Regions from separate parts of the Homo sapiens genome. Here regions 1 and 2 are each linked to region 3. The links are chromatin loops, found by intact Hi-C in ENCODE. Cell type or tissue: endothelial cell of umbilical vein. All regions are shown on one strand.

Region 1 (8,000 bases), 370 kb after region 3:
TGATGTTTTTGGCTGTATTGCAATAAGCTAAATGAGTTTGGTAGAACTCCACTTTGAACTTGCAACTTCCAGCTGGGTGCGGTGGCTCACCCTGGCATCCTAGCACTTTGAGAGACTGAGGCGGGCTGATCGCTTGAGGTCAGGAGTTTGAGACCAGCCTGGCCAACATGGTGAAACCCCTTAACTAAAAATACAAAAATTAGCCGGGCATGGTGGCACACGCCTGTAATTCCAACTACTCGAGGGGCTGAGGTGGGAGAATCGCTTGAACCCAGGAGGCGGAGGTTGCAGTGAGCCAAGATTGCGCCATTGCACTCCAGCCTGGGTGACAGAGCGAGACTCTTTCTCAAAAAAAAAAAAAAAAAAGAAAGAAAGAAAGAAAAAGAACTTGTAACTTCTACCAGGGTCTTGTCTAGCAGCATACATGAGAGATGTGTGCAGTAAAAAAAGATGCTCACTTGAACACGTGGTGAAACCTAAAAGACAACCAAAGATAAACCCATCTGTCCTTTCCCTACCCCACCCAGAAACTAACACTTCTCACTCAGTGGTGATCGCTGGTGCAATAAGGCTGGCTCAGACAATATAAACTGGAGAAGGGTGGTGGTGGGAGAAGTATTGCATGTTGCTGTCTCTGCCAGCTATTGGGTGAGCCAGCCTGTGGAATGCTGGTAACTCCTAGGCTGTCAGTTGGTGGGATCAGGGGACAACATGGGAAATTATAGCTTAACTGAACACCAAAGTGTGGGAAATAGAGGCTGAGCAGTCCTGCCATAGAATGTCTAGAATAGTCTGATTGCTCTTCTAGGGTAGTTTGCATTATGGTATAATCTAACAACGATTTTATTGTTTGGTTTTCTTTTTTATTTGATATTGAATCCTTTAAACAGTAATGAGCTCAAAAAGGTGCATATTTAATGAATCAACCTGAATCACCATTTCTTAAGAAAGTTCATGATGAACATTTAACTTGCTCAAAATGTTTTTCAATACTGAACATCCTCTTTTGGATCTATAGGAATAACATGGACCTCATAACAACTACGAGACTCAAATCTCTAAAAATATGTCAACATCTACTTTCAGAGTTTGTATTTATTTAAGAAGAACCTGCCTTAAAATGATGACTTAATACATGCATTTGAAAAAGCTGGAATATATTTCTGTGAAGCATGCCTTTTCATTCAAATCAAATGATAGCACCTTTTAAGTTAATTTCATGAATTGATTTTCAATACCAGGTTTTCTTTGCATGTAAAAAATAGTGAATTTATAGATGCTAATGTGTTGGCTCCATTAACAGAACTTTGCAACAGCAAAATGAAGCCTGTTGTATATCACTTCTAATGGAAAATCGATAAAGTTAATTCCAATAATATTAAATTATTTTCATCAAAGTTGTGGAATCAAAGAGAAAGTGTTAGAAACTGATTCAGTCAGTCAAAGACAAAACATCCAGTGCTATTGTCAATGTTACTGAAAATTTGGTTTAAAAATTCAACTTTGGAAACAAAGTTTTGTGTGTGATTTACTTTTTTACAGTGATAATATGAATATGATTTTGATGGAGCATAATGCCATGGTAAAAATGATATTCCAATTAAATGATGAAATCTTTGGAGCAGAAATGTATTTGTAATTAATTGCATTATGCAAACAAATCTTAACTGTATTCAAATGATCTACAGTATTCTACTAATAGGAATAGGAGTTACAGTTGTCAAAATATACAGATATTTTCCTATATATACAAAAAAGCAATTGGCCAAATATTTTATGGATATAATATGCTGAATTTTCTAATACTTACTTTTTAAATCAATAATAATTTGGATTTTTAAAATGTTTGAACCCTGGAAGGATTTCTATATAAGTCAACCTAAGTATCTTACAATGATATTGAGCATTTTCTAATAAGTATCTACATTTTGGCTACATTTTGTTCAAAATTAGTCATGAACCTTTAATCAAACTATTCAATGAGTGGTACAAGGAAAAATGTCAGCTTGCAGAGCTTTTAGAGAGAATCGCGATTTATTAAAACCAAGCTTATAAACAGGTAGTCATTGGGATTTATCCCAATAAAATTTGAAACCAAATAAATTAAACAAGAACTCAAAGAGTGTTCAAAATGAAATATTGAAGAAGATTAAATAACTATGCTCTGGAATATCTCAAGCAGTAGGCAGAATCATGTGATGGAGATACTTTTAACTTAACAGATTTATTTCCTGAACCACACAATTGAATGAAATTCAGAAGGCCTCTGTCCTATGACATCTAATTTTGACAAAATTTGTTTTAAAATCACAACTAGAGAAATTATTTAATGAGTTTTGTCTTGTAAAAATATTTGCTGAAGAAAGGTCACCTGTCTAGAATCAAAATGAGCATACATATGAAAATGTTTGGGTAGAAATATTTACACATTTTATTATGAAATATTACAATTCAGGATAACCTTCATTTAGCAGAATTTGCTCTGTACTCACCAGGTACTTCAGCAACTGTGGATGAAGTACTTTTTTCAATTGAAAATTGAGTCAGTTAAAGGTATCAGTATATAGCATTTATTAAAAGAGTCAACTGAATGTATTAACTAATCACAATTATTATCTATAAGATGAAACTTGAAAGTTTCAATTTTTATCAATAGAAACAAACTATATTGAAAAAATATATTCTTTAGAAAATACAAGTGATAGAATAAATAGGAATAGCTAAAGGTATCAATTTATAAGTAGACAAAGCTAAAAGCTGATTTAAGTACATTAATATGTATCAGGAAAAATTATTCTGCTTATGCTATTTTTAATGTTCAGCTAATTAGTGCGTAGAGTGAAAAAATTGTTTTTTCAATCTACACAGAGATCTGTTATCTTACTTTCCAAAAGAATTTTTATGTTGGAAAATAATTTTCAAATAGACCATGTTATTCATTGGGCAATATAATAAAAATAATTGCGTTCATAAATGTCAAAAATTATATAATTACAGCTGAGTGTGGTGGTGCACACCTGTGGTCCCAGTTTCTTGGGAAGCTGAGGCAGGAGGATCTCCTGAGTCCAAGAGATCTGGGCTGTAGTACAGTATGCCAATCAGGTGTTTGCCCTAAGTTTGGCATTAATATGGTGTCCTCCCAGGAGCGGACCAAATTGCCCAAGAAGGGATGAATCAGCCAAGGTCGGAAATGGAGCAGGTCAAAACTCCTGTGTTGATCAGTAGTGGGATCACTCCTGTGATTAGCCACTAAACTCTAGCCTGGGCAATATAGCAAGACCCCCATGTCTTATAAAAAATAGTAATAATAATTTCAATTATTTTTAGCACACTCTTTCCTTCTCAAAAGTGTCCCAATTTGAACTACAAATTATGTGGTCACTCCAGTCATGACCAAAAATAATAAAAGGAAAAGCAAATTGGTTGTGGGTGAAAGGTAAATAAAGTGACATTTTGAGAGCATCTGCATTAAGTATTGTATTTTTGCTGTAATTTTGTGACCGAAGAAATTGAAGCTAAATCGCTAATTGGTTTACCCCAAGAATATCTAACCACCAGGGGAGATGATAATGTAAGCCTATCTTATTCCTAAGCTTTCTCTATACCCTTATTTTCCCCTTACAGACTATGTACATAGAATTTTTTATTCATTCACGACCCACCTTTATTCTGAGCTGCTATAGAGAATCCCTAACCATCATTAATGAATAAATTCCTGTTACACATCACTGCATAGAGTTTCCTACGTGAGAAGCATTTTAACAGTAAATCAGTATCTTTAGTTAAGAGCTTCTGGTTTTTGATTGGGGGCTCATATTTAGAACACTCTTATATATAAGAGACCAACAGATTAAAATATAATTTTTATACAGAAATGAAGACCATTACTTGCCACAAAGCTACAATGCACCTAATTTGATTGAATTATAAAAGCTAGCATTCTAAGCAAGATTTAGGAGTTTGAAGGGACAAAAGGAGGTAGCTGACCAGAGAATCCATAAGAACAATAAGGACTAACATACATCAAACGTTACTCTATGCTCTACTCACCACAAACATTATTTCATTTTGCCCTCACCACAATATAGAGAGATAGGAACCATTATTAATCCCATTTCACTGAAGATGAAAAAACTGAGGCCTAAATAGTTGAGTAGCCAGGAGATAACACTACTGTAATAGGAGAGCTTAGATTCCAATTCTTGTAGCCCTTCTGAAGAACTCAGATCTTAATTACTACTAAAATGCAACAAAACAGATGGGTCACAGCAGATCTGGCTTCTAAGGAGAATACTTTTTTATTCGCTCTAAGTAGTTACATTTTATTATATTTTGTTACGCTTACATAAAAGGAAATTTATAAAACAAAACATCTTGAGTTTATACACATGAAGCTCTTCAGTCAACTAGATTTCCACCATGTTGTTTCCGAACAGTGCTCTTCCCCAGTCTCACTGCATCACTCTGCCCCCATCTGGTGGTGGCATACATACACTCCAGAAAAGAAGAAACATTTTAAACCACATTTAGTGATAAATTTATGAAATATCTGTCTTCTTCATCATTAACTAGAACACCAAAGACTTCCCACAGTGTAAAGTACCATTATTTGACAAAAAGATTTTAAGAAACAAAGTCCATTAAAATAAGTAAATGTAGTCTATTTCATGTTAGTGAAACCAAGTTTATCAATTTAAATTTTGCTACATGCAAATAAAACATTATTTTTAAAAATAGGGAGAGGGACTAAGATGGCCAGTTAGAAGCAGCTGTGGTCCACGACACTCATGGGGAGGAACGAAATGGGACAGTGACTATGACACCTTCAACTGAAATATCCAGGTTCTTATGCCAGGACTGATTAGGGAAACAACTCCACCCACAGAGAATGAAGAAAAGCAGGGTGGGATGACAGACCACCTAGGAATAACACAGCACCAAGGGAACCCCTACCCCCAGCCAAGGGAATTGGTGAGTTATTGTGCAACCCCAGGAAACCACACTTTTCCTACAGGTCTTTGTAACCCATAGATCAGGAGATCCCCTTGTGAACCCATGCCACCAGGGGCTTGGTTCCAACATACAGAACTGTGTGGAGTCTTGGCAGAGTAGCTGCTCAGGCAAACACAGAGATCCAGGAGCTTTGTATACTCCAGCCCCAGGATCCCTGGGGATCCAGGTCTGGAACTCAGGCAAGGTGGGAGGTCCACATATACCTTTTGCAAGGGGGTGGAATCCAGGGAGTTGAGCAGTGTCATTCTCCAGGCCCCACTTCTACGGCACCTCACAAGATAAGACCCACTGGCTTGGAATTCCAGCCAGACACAGGCAACAGAATAGAGGCTGCCTGAGACTGGATAGAGACCCTAAGGGGAGGGTTGGGTGCCATCTCTGCTGTTTGGTTTACTCAGCCATTCCAGCCTGTGGGCTTTGGAGAGTCCAGGTGGTTCTGACAAGGAAGGGTCCCCCCAGCAGCACAGCACAGTAGCTTTGTAAGATCATGGCCAGACTGCTTCTTTAAGTGGGGCCCTGATCCATTCTCCTTCACTGAGTGGGACCTCCCAGCCAGGCCCTCCAGCCCCACCTACCCACACAGACTGTGGACTGAGCTCTGATCTCTCCCTGGGATGGAGTGCCTTGGAGAGGGGAGGGCTGCCACCTGGGTTAGTTGGACGACTCAGCCGTTTCAACTTGTGGGCCTTGGAGAGTCCAAGTCAAGAGGGGCAGAAGCAGTTCCCCACCAAGACATAGCTCTTTTGTCAAGGCATGGCCAGACTGCTTCTTTAAGTGTGACCCCAATCCACTCCTCTTCATGGGACAGGTCCTCCCAGCTGGAGCCTCCCAGCCAGGGCCTCCAGCCACTCTCAGCAGGCTTCTCAGTGGAAACCCTATAAGCTAGAAGAGATCGGGGGCCAATATTCAACATTTTTAAAGAAAAAAATTTCTAACACCAAATTTCATATTTCATTTCCTCATTATTTCCTTGTCTGAAAGGATCTTATTTCTCTTTCACTTATGAAGTTTAATTTGAAATAAGATCCTTTGCAGGTAAGCAAATGCTGAGGAAATTTTTTACCACCTGACCTGCCTTACAAGAGGTCCTGAAGGAAGCACTAAATATGGAAAGCAAAAACTGTTACCAACCACTAGAAAAACACACTGAAGCACACAAACCAGTGACACTATGAAGCAACCATGTAAACAAGTCTGCAAAATAACCAGCTACCATCATGATGACAGAATCAAATCCACACATAACAATACTAACCTTAAATATAAATGGGCTAACTGCCCCCAATTAAAAGACACAGAATGGCAAGCTGGATAAAGAACCAAGACCCATCAGTATGCCGTCTTCAAGAGATCCGTCTCACATGCAAAGACACACATAGGCTCAAAATAAAGGGATGGAAGAAAATTTACAAAGCAAATGGAAAACAGAAAAAAGCAAGGGTTGCAATCCTAGTTTCTAACAAAACAGACTTTAAGCCAACAAACATCAAAAAAGACAAAAAAGTGAGTTACATAAAGGACATAAAGGTAGAGTTCAATTCAACAACAAAAAAGCGAACTATCCTAAATATATATGCACCCAATACAGGAGCACCCAGATTCATAAAGCAAGCTCTTAGAGACCTTCAAATAGACTTAGACTTGCACACAATAATAGTGGGAGGCTTTAACACCTCACTGACAATATTAGACAGATCATAGAGAGAGAAAATTATCAAAGATATTAAGTACCTGAACTGAACTCTGGATCAAGTGGACCTGATAGATATCTACAGAATTCTCTACCCAAATTCAACAGAATATACATTATTCTCATTGCCATATGGCACTTACTCTAAAATTGATCACATAATCGAAAGTAAAACATTCCCCAGCAAATGCAAAAGAACTGAAATCATAACAAACAGTCTCTCAGACTACAGCACAATCAAATTCAAAATCCAGACTGAGAAATTCACCCAAAACCACACAACTATGTGGAAATTGAATAATGTGCTCCTGAATGACTCTTGGGTAAATAATGAAATTAAGGCAGAAATCAAGAAGTTCTTTGAAACTAATGAGAACAAAGATACGATATACCAGAATCTCTGGGACCCAACTAAAGCAGTGTTAACAGCGAAATTTATAGCACTAAATGTTCACATCAAAAACCTACAAAAATCTCATGTTAACAACCTAACATCACAACAAAAAGAACTAGAGAACCAAGAGCAAACAAACCACAAAGCTAGAAGAAGATGAGAAATAACCAAGATCAGAGCCAAACTGAAGGAAATGGAGACACCAAAAAAACACTTCAAAAAATCAGTGAATCCAGAAGCTGGATTTTGAAAAAATTAATAAAATAGATAGACATCTAGCTAGACTAATAAAGAAGAAAAGAGATAAGATTCAAATAAACACAATCAGAAATGATAATAGGGATGTCACCACTGACCCCTCAGAAATACAAACAACCATCAGCAAATACTATAAACACCTCTATGCAAATAAACTAGAAAATCTAGAATAAAGGACAAATTTCTGGACACATGCACCTTCCCAAGACTGAACCAGAAGAAACTGAATCCCTGAATAGACCAATAATGGGTTCTGAAACTGAGGCAGTGAAAATAGCCTACCAAAAAAAAAAACCCAGGATGAGATGGATTCACAGCTAAATTCAACCAGAGGTACAAAAAAGAGCTAGTACCATTTCTACTGAAACTATTCCAAAAAACTAGAAAAGGAAGGACTCCTCTCTAACTTACTCTATGAGGCCAACATCATCCTGATACCAAAACCTGGCAGAGATACAACAAAAAAGGAAAGCTTTAGGCCAATTCCTTGATGAATATTGATGCAAAAATCCTCAACAAAATACTGGTAAACCAAATCCAGCAGCACATCAAAAAGCTTATTCACCATGATCAAGTAACCTTTATCCCCAGGATGCAAGACTGATTCAACATCTTCAAATTAATAAATGTAACTTATCACATAAA
Region 2 (8,000 bases), 51 kb after region 3:
CTCCAGCCTCGGTGACAGAGCAAGACCCTGTCTCAGAAAAACAAAACAAAACAAAGCAAAAATCTATTTCTGTAGCAGGCACATTGCTTCATTAACACCACATCCTGCAATTGTATAAAGAATTGTATTCTAATTTTCAGCTGCCAGGACAACCTTTAGATGGTGCCACAATATGTCACAATGAGCAACCTACTTCCTAAAGTAGAATATCTGGGATGAGAGATTAAATATTTAAAATATTTCAAGAATGAGAATTTCTGTTAGCAGAGATCATTGAGAACCACCCACCAAGGCTAGGCCATTCATTCATTCATTGACTAACTCAAAAAGTAAATATGGAGGCTGGCTATGGTACCAAGAACTGTTGGTTCTCAGGGATACAACTGTGACATAGGCATAGCCCATAACTTCAGGCAGTTTAATTGAATGGGTATTTATAAAGCCTTTATCTTGCAGTGATACCACAGTGGTGGGTGTAGGCCATTATAGAGGTTTCCAGGAGGAGTGCTGACTGTATTTTTTGGTCTCAGGGTAAGCTTCCCAGATAAGGAATATTTGAGTCAAGTCAATAGTAGTGTTATCCAGATGACAGGGAAGATGGGAAGAGTGTTGCTGCAAGAGGGAATAGCATGTGCAAAATTCCAAATTGAGAGTGTGACCCAAATTCTGACGCTGCAAGAAACTTAGTATGCTGGGAACACAGGGTTGGTAAGGTGGGTTCTGTCAGAGATGAGAAATGAAGCTGAAAGAAGGCAGGGTAGGGCGAAGGGTCCTTTTTGAGTCAGGCTAAGGGATTTGACTTTTTTTCTGCGGACACTGTGGAGCAACGTTCTGGGCACTGGTGCTGATCACCTCTTTTGTGCTCAGCACTGCCCAGGCACTGTGGGAAATCATAACAAAGTGAAAAATTTGTTCTGTGGCCTCTGAAGAACTTTAGGTTAGCTGGGATGATAGCAGGAACAAAACAATTAGTGAGAAGTTGGGAACCAACAATTCTTGGTACATAACCTCCATCTTTATTTTCTGAGTTAGTCAATGAATGAATGAATGACCAGCATTAACCAAATGCTTGGCCTGGGGGTTCTGATCACCAAGAGTTGTGTTGTGGCTGGAAGCCAAAGAGCAGGAGGTCAGTGAGGGCAAAAGAGGATATGGGACAGCTACATGTAGAGAGTTACACCCTAATTAATTTCCATGTGGATTCCTACTGTTTACTGCTCTTCAAGCCAATCTAAGCGTTAAGTATCCTCCACATTTTTCGAGTCTATATAAAACACCATAAACTGTCCCCTTCCAATGGTGACAGTTGCTTATACAAAACTACTTTCTCTAACTAGTCTAACTAGCAGGGACTACATGAAGTTATTAAACATCTGTTTGCTTTTCTAAAGTTCTCATTTCCTTTTCACAGAGGGCTGTACAGATCAGGCAGTTAAAGAAGAATTGAATGTGGGTTGAACTCTTATCTTAAGAATTGGGGTGAAGCACACAAGTTTTTAGGTGATCCCATGTTGTAAAAACAGCTGTTGAGATACTCATTACAACCATTTTTATCCTTTTTGTTTTTGAGATGGAGTCTTACTCTGTCGCCCTAGGCTGGAGTGCAGTGGCACGATCTCTGCTCACTGCAACCTCCGTCTTCTGGGTTCAAGCCATTCTCCTTCCTCAGCCTCCCGAGTAGCTGGGATTGCAGGCATGTGCCACCACTCCTGGTTAATTTTTGTATGTTTAGTAGAGATGGGGTTTCACCATGTTGGCCAGGCAGGTCTTGAACTCCTGACCTCAGGTAATCCACCTGCCTCAGCCTCCCAAAGTGCTAGGATTACAGGAGTGAGCCACCATGCCCGGCCCCTTTTTCTTGTTATTCACCACATTTCAATACTATTTTTTAAGCCTTTGATTCAACAGAAGCTATTTTCTGATCAAATTATCCTTCATTTCTCACTGCATGTACCTAATAAGATAGAATACAAGGAAAGTAATTAATCAAAGCCGTAGTGGGCATCTGGAATGCACCTGGCCATGACTGCAATGCTAAGGCAGCCCTCCCAGTAAGAGGGTCATCCCTTATGGAGGGCACGTGCTCTTGCGTCCTTAAATTATTCTGTGCTATTCAGTAAAAACCACCAAATTGCTTTCTTTGCAATTACTCTGAAAAAAAAATTGTTCCATTAGAGGACATTCCCATAAAGCTCTTATTCAACTGCATAATTTCTTTTTAATCTATTATTTTTGAGGAGGACCTGAGGCATGAATAAGTTTTGTTTAAAACTCTAGTGATTCGCATCTTACCTTCACTGGGTGCCCAGGTTTCCTATCATTGGTGTATTTACCCATTGTTTCACTTATGGTTTTTTTTTTGTTTGTTTGTTTGTTTCATGTACAGTTTTTTTTTTCTTTTTTTTGGCATTTCCTTAAGAAATGTCAATATCTAGTTAGGCCAGATTCATGACAATGTTTCTTTCAATTATGTTATAGTAAATGGTCTGAAATTACTAGATTCAAGGAACATAATTCAAATGATATCTTGAGTTCAAAAAGAGACCATCCCAGGAAAGGCTATTATAGTGAAGCTATTTATTACTCATCTTTTCAACATTACAAGTTAAATAATTATATATTAGAAAAAAATCCCAGTTAGTAAAAACTGCTTAATATTCCTAATTCTAAATTAGGGGTAAGTATGAATATATTAGAAGTGTAGACTCACCCCTTTTCCTTCACAGTTCTTGGTAGTAATTTATTCTCACAAAGAACTGAAAGCCTCACAGGAGCCCTTATAATGGCCCATCAAGTTGCTTTTTACTGTGAAAGGCAGGGTCCCTGGCTATATTAAAAAAGGTCCCTTCCCTGATTTTCGCCCCAAATTGAAGACAACCAGACAAATGGAGCAGGGGCAGCCTGATTTCCTCACATGTTTATAGGCAGTGAAGTTGGAAGCTAGGAGGGAGGGAGGGAAAATGAGAGAGAGAAAGAAACAGAAAGAGAGAGAGAGAGAGAAAGAGAGATTGAGAAGGAATATCAGGCTGTCTCTGGAAGGCAGATGGAAAGGCACAGAACCTGTCCCTTTGTCCTGGATTCTTTCTAAACAACCTGATGAGTCATTCTTCCTCCCACACATGGGAAGCAGTGAGTAATCACTAAACATAGATGATGGAAGTGTCCACTACAACATGACACCTGCAGGGAGAAGAGAGAAAGCTCCACCACCTTTAAAATGAGAGGTCTAGCCCTTCATGGCCCATGTAAAGAGAATAAAGAGCAAATTTCACCTCTCCAGATGCTGCAGATTTTCTTCTTGCAGGCTTGGCAAAGCAAAGGCAACAATCTGAACTCCTTCTCACTTAGGAGATGTTTTGCTCTTAATTGAAAGGATGGTTACTACAAACAAATACCATGTGTATTACCAAGGTAGTTTTGTCCAACTCAATTTTAAATTTTATTTGAATGAAACATAATTCTTTATTCTCTAATGGGATTAATCTTTTATGCTACATCAGTATATTGTGGAGGGAGTTTGTTGAATGGGATGATCCTAGAATTCCCCAATTTTATTGGTCTCCTCTGGCCCTGACTTGAGGAGGGCTTGCAGATGAAAATTCCAGAGTGGAAGAACTGCTAATCATTCAAGGAAACATTGCTAAGTCCTAGACAAAGACCGTGGTAGTATGAGATGGCGAGAAAAGTGACAATTTTTAATTTGGTTGAACTAAAATGTAGGTTTGGATTCAATGATAGGTAGAGAGAAAGCTGCCTGAAAACAGGATTTTGGGGCTTTTGCAAAGTCCCTGTTCCCTAAATACCATCTCTACCTGTTTACTGATATTCTGCTAGTAATGAATAGAGCAAAAACATTTCACTTTGTTGTGTGCTCACTTCATGTCAGGCACTATTCTTTTTTTTTTTTTTTTTTTTTTTTTTTGAGACAGAGTCTCGCTGTTTCCCAGGCTGGAGTGCAGTGGTGCGATCTCGGCTCACTGCAAACTCCGCCTCCCGGGTTCACGCCATTCTCCTGCCTCAGCCTCCCGAGTAGCTGGGACTACAGGCGCCCACCACCACGCCTGGCTACTTTTTTTGTATTTTTAGTAGAGACGGGGTTTCACCATGTTAGCCAGGATGATCTCGATATCCTGACCTCGTGATCTGTCTTCCTCAGCCTCCCAAAGTGCTGGGATTACAGGTGTGAGCCACCGTGCCCAGCCTGTCAGGCACTATTCTAACAGTATAAACACACCACACACACACTGCTAGATATATTCAATCATCATTACAGTTTTTGATATAGCTATTGTTATTTCTACTTTATGGATGAGGCAACCGAGGCACAAAGAGGACAAGTCACTTATCTGTGGTCACATAGTTAGTAAAGAGCAGAAACAAAATTTGAACCCACAAGACTGGCTCATTGTCTAGGCCCTTATGACACTGATGTACTTTAAGTGGAAATTTCCCCAAGGCAGAGAGCTCATTGCCTGAGATTCATGTTGAGGGGTAAATGACTAATACAAGATTCTTCTCAAAGAGGAGACAGGAATGCAGGTGAGGTAGAGCTCTGGGACATTTGTAGTTCAGTTTCTGGTATTTTCTGATTTTTCCTTATGATTCTTTCTTTGAGCCATACATTATCTATACACGTGTTTTTAAGTTTCTAAGTATGTATAATTTTTTTAAAAGAAAGTTATCATTGAAAAACTAGATTTCAAACTTTATGGCCTGGTGGTGAAAATACAGTTGTTAGACATTTATTGGGACTTGTTCTGTGACCTAATCAATTTTATTCTCTGATTATTCCATGCAGAGTTTCATGTATATCTGTTAGATCAAGCTTGTCAATTGTGTTTATATAAATTGGTTGTTATAGATAACAATATACATATTAATGTCGATAATTTTGGAAGATATGCTAAATAGTTTTTCTTTGGTTTGTTAGCCAGTGGAATCTTGGAATTCATTTCTTCTCCCTTCATGCAGAAAGATATGATATTCTAATACTCTGTCAGAATCTTTACCCTAAAACAGTATGTATGGTTTATTTTTGTTGCATCAGTGTGGAAACATTTTCATTTACCCTGGTTAAGACCTGTTGTACTCTGAATCTGATAATTCATCTTTTGTTTTCAATTCTGTATAATTTTCAGGTATTCTATGGAAACTCCAAATTGAATGTGACAAATCTTCCTGGGTATGCATTTTGAGTGAAGGTTTGGGAAAAGAAAGCTTTAAAAACTGTTAAACACAGATATAAATGAAAAAAAAACTATGACAAAAGAAAATAAGTTCAAAGAATTTCAGAATTTCTTGAATTTTTCATTTTGCTGTGAGATCTCTCTTCTGGGGCTTGTGTTGCTTCTCTGCCATTAGGCTTGTCCTTTGTCCTGTAATGTCTTCGCATTGCCACTGGATTGGCTTTCACGGAGAAAATCAGTGTCTCTGGTCCTGAAGTTGTTGTTACTTTTCTTGATGACTAAGCGCTGACTGATTTACAGAAACCCAGTGGAGGATACTGTCTCTTGAAACTTTGAAATCCCTGGCCTATCTCTCATCAATGTTTCCTTGTTTTCTGGGAGCCTTTTGGCCATGCATCACTGATATTTTATGTCATGTCATTTCAATTAATGGAACAACTGACATTCCTCCTTTGGCAACGTGGGACCAATTTTAAATCAGGCAGTCCACGTGAGCAGTCTAGGTGCACAGTCTACAGTGACAGGTTCCCTGGGGATGGGGTTCTCTGGTGGCTGTTGTATAACACTTAGCAAATAAATAATAATGGGGGAAATTAACTTGGGAGCTGCTAGGCCACGCTATTGTTTACAATGTTTGCACAAGGGGTTGTGTGGGCGGCAATGTGGTGAAGTGGAAAGAGGCTGAAGCAAGTAGATCAGATTTTAAATCCAGGTTCCTTCCTTAATTGATGTATATTCTCAGGGAAATTGATTATGTTAAACTATTCAAAATTTACTTTCCTCATCTGTAAAATAGAGATATTATAGGTATCATATAAGGTTTAAGTGAAGAATAAATGATAACATATATAACAGAGCACCTGAATTATATTAGGTTTTTAATTAATTTAGTGCTTCCAAATTAAGTTTTTAATTAGTTGGCTCCTCCAGACCTATGCTGTAAGGTAGCTGCATTTCTTTGAGGTCGGTTATTCACCTTTCTAGACTGATGGACATACCTGTCAAATTTTGAGATGGAATTGGAAAATCTACAAGGTCTCTTTTGGCCTTAGTGCCATTTTATCAAAATTGCAGCATTTGAAATAATCAAATATAAATGAGTATTCAGAATTAAAGTTGTACTAAAAACACAAGGCTACATATATTTAGTTATTTTAAAAGTTTCAAATACAGCATGCAATAAGCTTTTAAAAATTAAAACCATTCAAAAGTAAGATCAAAAAAGGAAGTTCCCCATAACGCATAACATTAAACTTATAACAATACACTCTTCTCTCCATAAAAAAGCCACTCATACCAATTTGAGTATATTGTTAAAGACTTTCTTTCTATACAAACACATTTACATGGTTTTTAAAAACACAGATCAGATATTTTACACATATTGTTCTGAAAAATGCTTTTTGTTTTCCACTCCTTCCGTTTTTACCCTTTCCATATGCCATTCTTAGCATATGGCTTTCACCTTCCAGATCATCTCATAATTCAAGATAGCTACAGGAGCTAGCCATTGTATCACTAATACAGACAAGAGTGATGAAGAAATTGATGGGGAGAATGTAATTTAATCAGCCAGTCGCTCTTAATTAGCTTTTCCAGAAACCCATCGACTTCCGTTTGCACAACATTACCTACCCATCTCTCAAGAAAACCTTCATCTGGGCACATTGCTACTTTAAGTGAATTGGAATTCAGTCAGGAGGGAAAAGAAAGAAATGCATGTTGATTACCTTCTAACAAAAATCATGATTGGCGATTAATATCAGACTATTATAGCTGCCTCATTGTTTTCCATGACTGAGTAGTATTTCACAGAATACATCTGCCATACACTGTATAATGCTTAGACTATTATAAATAATTAGATTACAACAATTTTTTATATTGCAGATAATATTAACTATTGACTTCCGTATACAAATATCTGTTTGCATGTATCTTGGACAGTTTTATAGATTTGCTGGAATTTCTAATTTAAAAGACATGTATGTTGTAATTTTGTCATATGACACCAAGTTACAGTTGCAAAGTTTAATTTGTACTCTCTGTCAAGCCTACAAGTCCCAATTTACCTATATATATGCCTGCACTGGTTATTATCAGCATTTTCTATTTTTGCCAGTCTGATGGACAAAACTTGGCATCCATTGTTGTTTTAACTTGTGAGATTACTTGATTACTTTGTAGGTTAGGTATCTTTTCACATGCTAATTGGACTTGGTATTTTGTCCAATGATGCTTTAATAAAGCAAAGTCTGTGCATATTTAATATGTACAATCTGATGAGTTTGAAAATATGCAGACACCCATGATATCATTGTCACAATCAAGGTAATAGGCATATCCAACACCTCTCAAGGTTTCCTTGTGTCTCTTTGTTTTTGCTTTCATTTTTGATTTTCGGTAAGAACACAACATGAGATCTACCCTCTTGATAACTTTTAAAGTGCACAATACCATGTTATTAACTACAGGAACTATATTGTACAACAGCTCTCTAGAATTTATTCATCTAGTGTAGCTGACACTTTATACTCATTAAACAACAGCTTCCCATTTCCCACCCCCTCCAGCCTCTGGCAACAATTCTCTGCTTCTATGAGTTTGACTATTGTAGATACCTCATATAGGTGGAACCATGCAGTATTCACCCTGCTGTGAGTGGCTTATTTCACTTAGCGTGATGTCCTCTAGCTTTATCCATGTTTTCACAAGTGGCAGAATTTTCTTCTTTTTATAAACTAAACAAGAATGGGCACAGGGGCTCACACCTGTAATTCCAGCACTTTGGGAGGCCGAGGCGGGCAGTTCACT
Region 3 (8,000 bases):
GGTAAAGTGTTCCCTAAACAAGTACCTTTTCCTTGTCAACCCCTTTTAAAAAAGCTCTGTGGTTTTGGTTTGAGTTGATGGTGACAAGTAATTACATGAGTAATGATAAGCACAAAATGAGGCAAATCTGAATGTAGCAAGGCCCATACCCATCTTACTGGATTTTGCACCTATAGTTCAAACTTCCATCAGTCATGGTGGTTCTTTTTTCTTTCTTTCTTTCTTTCTTTCTTTCTTTCTTTCTTTCTTTCTTTCTTTCTTTCTTTCTTTCTTCCTTCCTTCCTTTCTTTTTTTTTTTTTTGACGGAGTCTAGCTCTGTCACCAGGTTGGAGTGTAGTGGCATGATCTCAGCTCATTGCAACCTCCACGTCCTGGGTTCAAGTGATTCTCCTGCCTAAGCCTCCCAAGTAGCTGGGATTACAGGCACGCGCTGCCATGCCCAGCTAATTTTTGTATTTTTAGTAGAGACAGGGTTTCACCATATTGGCCAGGATGATCTCGATCTCCCGACCTCGTGATCCGCCCACCTTGGCCTCACAAAGTGCTGGGATTACAAGCGTGAGCCACTGGGCCCGGCCAGTCATGCTGGTTCTTGAAGGAGATAATTGTTTCCATGGAAGATTCGTGGTGCTACGGTAGGAGGCTGGAAGGGAGAACACATTTACCATGCACTCTATGTAAGACCCAACTATACAGAATTGGTTTCAGCAATACCCAGTTGGATTTAGTTTTGTTCAGTGGGGATGCCACTTATTTAAAAGATGATTGCCAAATTCTCAAGTTTAAATTTATTTCACTCAACTAATCATGGTTTTGAGTAGAATAAAAGAGTGAGACTATGAGGGGAAGCCGTAATCTTAATACCGATGAGGGGTTGAGATTTCCTGTATCTGTGTAGCACCGCTAACCTGGTGCCTGGCTCTCCTTTATAGCTAGCCCCAGGGTAGCAAAGAGAAGGCAGCAGTAGAGGAAGCTTTTTGAGGGCCTCTTGGGAAGCCTTCCCATTTCCATGGCTCCTGGGAAATGGTGATCAGTGATATAACCAATGGGTACTCTTGACAGTTTCTCTTTTGTATCTGTTTTTCTTATGCTCCACCCCAGTAGTTTTTGTTGCCTTCTTAGTGGTCCCTTTAAGCAAAACTGAGAGTGTCATCCCAAGTCTCCAGAAACTCAACAAAGGACCTCTGTCCCCAGTTTCCTGATTTCAAACCCAGTCACTGCTCTATGTTCTACTCATCACTGAATCCTCCTTTTCAGAGTGATCATTTAAATGCTTCTCTCTTACTAGATCTTGGGAACTGGGGACAACAGGACCAGGCCTGGTAGTCAATGCAGGATACCAGGAGGCCCAGCGCCCACCCCTAACCCTCTGACTGCCTAGGAATGGGGATTAGTCTACTTATTTTTTCCTCTCCTTTGATCAAGGGTTAGTTGGTATAGAAAAAAGAATGTTGCAATCTCAAAATGTGCTAGGCCCTTATTTATTAAAGTATCCTATTTAACAGCCACCACCCCCCAACATCCTTATGAGGGTAGAAACTATTATTAAGTGGTGTCACCAGAAATCAAATCTAGATCATCTGACCACAGGTCACTTGCATCTATTCATGACCCTCTCTAAGCTTCAGTTTCCTCATCAACAGAATGGTAATGATATTAGCTTGAACCACATGAACTTGCTATATTCGATCATTTTCTAAATCTAAAAATGGCAAGTTAACATAGTTCAACATGTAATATTCCCAATAGGTTGAGTGTAAAGATATAGTAATTGTAAACGGTGTGACATATAGTCAACTTAATAAACATTAGCTATTCTCATGATCACATACCCTTCGTTTTGCCACTTTATCTTTCCACATCCAAGAAATCCTGAAAAGTCATTAGCTGAGTGTCCTATTGTGACTACTTGATGAGAGCTATGAGAACTTAATTCCAAAGCCCCAAGATCAGGAATATCCTAAAAACATAGAATGTCTTGGCCTCTGGCAAGTATCTGTTTGGTCCCTTTCTCTCTCTCTCTCTCTGTCTTAAAAAAAAGAAGACCCCTTCTTTGACTTGATTTGTTATCTTTGGGTGCAAGAGACATAGTAAACCCCTGGAGCATGTAGTGTCTTCTAGAGCAGCACAGGTGTGGGGACAGGCTCCAGACACAGAGATAAGGCTCTAAAACACCCACATACCCTGTGGGTCACGTTCAGGGTCCGGGAGCAGCCTGCTCTTCTCTTCGGACAACTGAAGAAAGCTCTGCGTAAAGCTGCAGACTTGCTGAGAGATTGAGATGAAGCAAATGCTTCTATTCTTTCTTTGTTTTTCTTTGAGACAGGATCTCGCTCCATTGCCCAGGCTGCAGGCTGGAGTGCAGTGCTGTGAACATGGCTCACTGCAGCCTCAATCTTCTGGGTTCAAGCGATCCTCCTGCCTCAGCCTCCTGAGTAGCAGAGACTAGAGGTGCATGCTGCCATGTCTGGTTAATTTTTATTATTATTAATTTTTGTAGAGATGGGGTCTCTACATGATGCCCAGGCTGGTTTTGAACTCCTCAGCTCAAGGAATCTTCTTGCCTCGGTCTCCAAAAGTGCTGGAATTACAGGCATGAGCCACCACACTCAGCTGCTTCCAATCTTTTCCTGGCCAGCTTCCATCCATTTTAGACACTCAAGTTCAAAGGTTCCCTGCTATCTAAAATCTCCAGCCCTCCTATGCAACACTAATCATGGTCTCTCTCCAGCCACTGGTCCCTTGTCTTCCCATTTATCACAGCCTGCTATGATGTGTGATATGGTTTAGATGTTTGTCCCCTCCAAATCTCATGTTGTGGTGTAATCCCCAATGTTGGAAGTGAGGCCAGGAGGACTGGATCATAGAGATGGATCCCTTATGAATGGTTTAGTACCAGCCCCTTGGTAATAAGTGAGTTCTCCCTCAGTTCATGTGAGACCCGGTTATTTAAAAGTCTGCCCACACAAACCTGCTGCCACTCCTGCCGTGTGACATGCCTGCTCTTATTTCACCTTCCACTGGGACTGTAAGCTTCCTGAGGTCCTCACCAGAAGCTAAGCAGATGTTGGTGCCATGCTTGCACAGCCTGCAGAAGCGGGAGACAATTAAACCTCTTTTCTTTATAAATTACACAGTCTCAGGTCTTCCTTTATAGTAATGCAAAACAGCCTATGCAATGGGTATAGATATTTTCCTCACTAGGCTCCACATGAACAGCCCTTGAATTTTATTTGCTTTGTGTTGTCAGTGCCTGATGCAAGTCTTGGTGAAAATAAAAGGTCAATAAATATGTCATAATGATAATAGCACTATATTTATCGAATGCTTATTGTTCTGATTGAAGTCACACAAAACCCTATGAGGTAACTGCTATTATGATTTCCATTTTATAGAGGAGAGAGAGCAGAAGAACAAAGACAATAAATAAATAGCTTGAGGCTCCACAGCTAGGAAGAGGAAGAGGCAGGTGCAAACCCAGGCACCTGGTTTGGCACCAGAATGTGCCCATTAACTGACTCTCTGTCTCTTTTAATACGTGGATGATTCTTGACTTTTGGCTAAGATAAAGAGTAATGAAGCCGAGTTTAGAAGAAAGGGATTCACCATTGTAGGAAAAAAACCACAGGATTTTAATCTCCTTGTTGTTGTTAAAAGACCCAAGTCCTACTTCAGCTGGTGGATGCTAGCCAGACAGACGCAGACAGTTTAGAGATGTTAGGGTTTAGGTCCGGAAATAAATACCCCAAAGGGAATCTGAAGGGGCACATTCACTCAGAACCCTCTAACTGGCTTAGTAGCCAAGAGGTCTGGGGGCCTTGGAGATAGTCGTCATGTCGGGGTTTGCGTCTGAGGCCCCCGCCCTGGTTCCTCCGAAACCGGCTGCATCACCAGCATCGTGTAGTTCTCCCATCAGGAAAAGACACAAAAGCATCATGACATTTAAAGCCTTGTTCCTGAGTCTCATTAGGGCAGAGCCCGAGGATGACTGTAATGAACGGCTGCGCCTCTGTGAATGTGTAATGTGCAAACTGCTCCCGCCGTGCCCCTCCATGCGGGGCTGTGCGGAGACACTGATGATTAAAACCGTGAACCTGGCCTTGGGCTGAGGAGGCGGTGGCTCAGGCCTGGAGGAGGCGTTCACTCTCATTCATTTCTGCTGCTGATTCCCCGGAGCGGCTCAGCCCCGGCGGAACATGACTCATCGTATTCCCTGTAGCCGTGTGTGTTTTGACTTAAAATCCTTCCGTCTGACGCCAAGCCCTGCTGAAGTCAAGGGAGCCAGAAGCAGACTCCCAGAAGAAACTCCACCTCCGCCGGCTTGACAGAGAAACAGGCTTCTAGCAGTTACGCAAACACTTGCGTTTCTTTTCTTTTTCAGTCTAATGGAGGAGAGGCTGCAAATGACTCGGTTTGCGATGGCGTCCAGCAATCAATTCTAATCACATCAGTAAAAAGGAAATTATTATGTTTTAAGGTTGGTTACAATGTTAAAATTCAGGCATGGCAAGCCCTGTTTCAGTGAATTCCCAGGGACTGGGAGCTGAATAATAATCAGGGAAGGCAACTGCAGAGTGCCTCAGACCTTCCAACGCGTTTCTACAACTATTATATAATTGAATCCTTGCAGCAACTCTCTGAGGCCTCAGCCTAGGTAATGTTACCCTCATTTGACAAATGAACAAACCGAGGCCCAGGGAGGTTAAGTAATTTGCCTAAGGTCACACAGCAGACCCAAGCCCAGTTTTCTACCTTCTGCTGTACATAACTCCTGCCTATTGAATATGTTCTGAGGCAAGTTTTGCTGTGGAACTAAAGTGTTAAAACACACACACACGCACAACGTTTTTGGTCACTGAATTTTTTTTTTTTTTTTTTGAGACAGGGTCTCACTCTGTTGCCCAGGCTGGAGTTCAGTGGCATAATCACAGTTTACTGCAGCCTCAACTTCCTGGCTCAAATGGTTCTCCCACTTCAGCCTCCCGAGTAGCTGGGACTACAGTTGTGTGCCATCATATCTGGCTAATTTTTAAAAATTTTTTGTAGAAATGGGGTCTCTCTATGTTGCCTGGGCTGGTCTTCAACTCCTAAGCTCAAGTGATCTCCTGCTTCAGCCTCCCAAACTGCTAGGATTATAGGTGTGAGCCACAGTGCCCTGCCTGCTCAATGAATCTTGAGAACCCTTGGAGACAGGAAGAAGAGAGAGGTGAGAATACACAATCAAGAGTTTTGGACTCCAAAATGGGAATTAGGCCTCACCCAAGATTGAACTACAAGATAATACAAAATTTCTCCCCCCCAAAAAAATTAGTCATTTGAAGTATTACTTTGTTATCTCTAAGCATTATTTGTGCTACTATTTACTTAATTTTTTTGAATATTGAACCTCTTGTTAAGCCTAAATCAAAGAAGGTTTATATCACTGCATCAACTTGAAAATTTTATTGCCTATATAAATGGAAAGAAATTCAAACCCTAAGTTCAATACAACCATAAAGATGTTAATGAATTTCTGGTTAGATCCTGCAGCCTGCAGAAAGCTCAGAGTCTAAGGCCAAAAAGGAGGATTTTCAAGCATCAGAAAGGTGTTCACGCTAGCCTCTGATAGTTTCTTTTTTGTGTAACTAGGAGAATTGCACAAGGAATACATTTCAGACAACTATAGAACTTAATGCTACTTAATGCCATATCTATGCCTGGCAAAAACATTCCAATAGTGTTATGGATATGCTTTTCATATGCTGGGAAACATGCATCTGATTGGCCCCTTGGAGTACAGGAGCACCCAGGAGAAAGCAGGACAAGCTTCTCACTGTCAACTGGTCTTATCTCCTTTCTTTGGGTAAGATTATAACTAAAAGTCTGTCAATATTCATGCTATAGCAATATTCCAAACCAGTCATGTTCAATAGTTATATCAGTCAAGCTGGGCTAGGTTATGTGTGATAACAATTTCTCAAAATCAATTGCTTAAACAACTTTATTTCTTTATTTTCTCACTTTACCTGTTCATGAAAGGTCTGGAAGGTAACTCTGCACATTGCAGCCAATCACAGAGCAAGCTATGTGAGCAACCACCACCTCAAAACTTGCCTGCCTCTGTGGTGAGGGAAAGTGCTCTGGGACATGTCATTCGACTCTAAGCTTATTGGCTAGAACTTGTCACATGGTGCCACCCAATCACAAGAGTTCAGGCGGTGCAATTCTATCATAAGCCCAGGAGGAAGGAGAGCCAGAAATATTTGGTAACCATTACTAAGAGCTACAACAAAATCTCAAGGTCATAGATTCACTTGAGAACCTCTTTACAGTCCTGGAGCTTCCTGCAACAAAAAGCACATGATCACATGTACATAAACACTTGCATTTAATCTCATAGGTTTCAACGGACTTCAGGTTAAAAATCTGTGCTCTAATAATGGGGTAACTGCATGCAAGGGGGTACGGGTTAATTAAGGAAAGTTTTACTGAGAAGATACATCAAATAAAACTTTGTTTTTCTTTTCTTTTCTTTCTTTTTTTCTTTTTTTTGGAGAGAGGCTGGAGTGCAGTGGCAGTGGCATGATCATGGCTCACTGCTATCTTGAACTCTTGGGCTCAAGTGATCCTGCTGCCTCAGCCTCTCAGGTGGTGGTACATGGGCTTACAGGCATGCCGCACTACACCCAGCTAATTAAAAAAAAATTTGTAGAGATGGAGGAATGGAGTATTACTATGTTGCCCAGGCTGTTCTTGAACTCCTGGCCTCAAACAATCCTCCCACTTTAGCCTCCCAAAGCATTGGGATCACAGGTATAGGCCACCATACCCAGTCTCAAGTAAAACTTTTTAAAAGAATCAAAATGGTGGGGAAGAGGGGAAGAACATTTTCAAGGCAAGGAGAATGATGCAGATGAAGATGGGCTGAGAAGATTAAGTATATCTTCTGGTTGAGAAGATTATAGGACCAGCAAAAAATCTAGGGAGGGTGGGAATGCAGAAGTATGAGGGAGCATAAAAAAAATCGGTGGAAGACCTTGAACTATGGAAAGTTAATCCAGCTGGCACCAGTTGAGCAGGGGAGGCTCACGATGGAAAAATGTTGAAAGATAATTTGCTATGGTGTTTAAAGGATGGAGCCCCTTGGCTTGTACTTAGGCATTTAATAGATATTGACTGCTTTTTTTTCCCATTGTCGTTCATTTTTTCCCATTGTCATTTCCCATTAGTTATTCAGTCAGCAGTAGTTCCTGAGTGCTAGTTCAAATTAGAAGTAGGTATTATTTCCCTTAAGGTGCCAACACCTAACTTCCTGCAATAGAAAGGCATGTATGAAAGATTAGTGATAGACACTTGAAAGGCTGGGGAGAGATTTTGAATGGCCAAACGTAAGAGAATGCTAACAGGCTATGAAAATGGATAAACCAGAAAGGGGCAACTGGGAAGAATTGGCAAAGGCTGGGGAAATAAAGGGGTGAGGCAGTGGAGAGGGAGAAAGTACAAGAATAAGCCAAGGAGATAATAGTTCCATGACTGAACTGGAGGGACAAGATTAGAATTAGTTAAGAGAGAACTTTGAGAAGGAGGTAAGGGATTGGAAGGAAATGTGGTCAGTTTGGATCTTGATATGCTTATTTTTAGATATTATTATTATTATTATTATTTGTATGTGTGTGTGTGTGTGTGTGTGTGTGTGTGCTGAAACTCAGGCCTGTAGATGTTACTATTTTTAAGCATTGGTTTGGCTGGGTTTTGGGTACAATGGACTTATGTCCCAGACTTCTTTATGTCCTCAAATACATTAAAGTCATTTGGGAAGAGAGTAATCTAAGAATCCCACAAATAAAAATGCTATAATATATTACAACTATACTAAGTACTAACCAAGAGAAATATTTGGTTCCATGAGAGAATATTCTAGAGAGAATTGGCCGAGTCAGGAAACTCAGAGAAATGAGCTTCCTCAGAAGCAAGATGTTGACTGGGCAAAAGCGGGCGGCTTGGAGGGGTTGGGGAGAACT

What was found. A loop is a pair of places that touch in the nucleus more often than their neighbours do. Peaks named below come from ENCODE experiments on the same cell type or tissue, not always from the same donor. Only the 100,000 strongest peaks of a DNase experiment are listed, where the experiment ranks them.
Region 1: a loop joins it to region 3, with 2.0 times the contacts of the local background. A loop is called at or near these places in 7 of 110 quality-filtered maps.
Region 2: a loop joins it to region 3, with 5 times the contacts of the local background. A loop is called at or near these places in 3 of 110 quality-filtered maps.

Annotation. Positions count from the first base shown.
Region 1 is chr2:223,243,791-223,251,790 of GRCh38, reverse strand. It overlaps the pseudogene RN7SL807P. Among named protein-coding and RNA genes, the nearest start is that of KCNE4, 200 kb to the right of the region's middle. In endothelial cell of umbilical vein, a CTCF peak has its summit at 4,483 (motif pointing left); no DNase peak of the experiment used is centred here.
Region 2 is chr2:223,558,748-223,566,747 of GRCh38, reverse strand. No RefSeq gene overlaps it. Among named protein-coding and RNA genes, the nearest start is that of SCG2, 40 kb to the left of the region's middle. RefSeq lists an enhancer at 2,923-3,217. In endothelial cell of umbilical vein, no CTCF peak of the experiment used is centred here; a DNase peak (open chromatin) is centred at 3,107; H3K27ac peaks cover 481 bases.
Region 3 is chr2:223,609,435-223,617,434 of GRCh38, reverse strand. No RefSeq gene overlaps it. Among named protein-coding and RNA genes, the nearest start is that of SCG2, 11 kb to the right of the region's middle. RefSeq lists an enhancer at 4,090-4,384. In endothelial cell of umbilical vein, no CTCF peak of the experiment used is centred here; a DNase peak (open chromatin) is centred at 4,214; H3K27ac peaks cover 327 bases.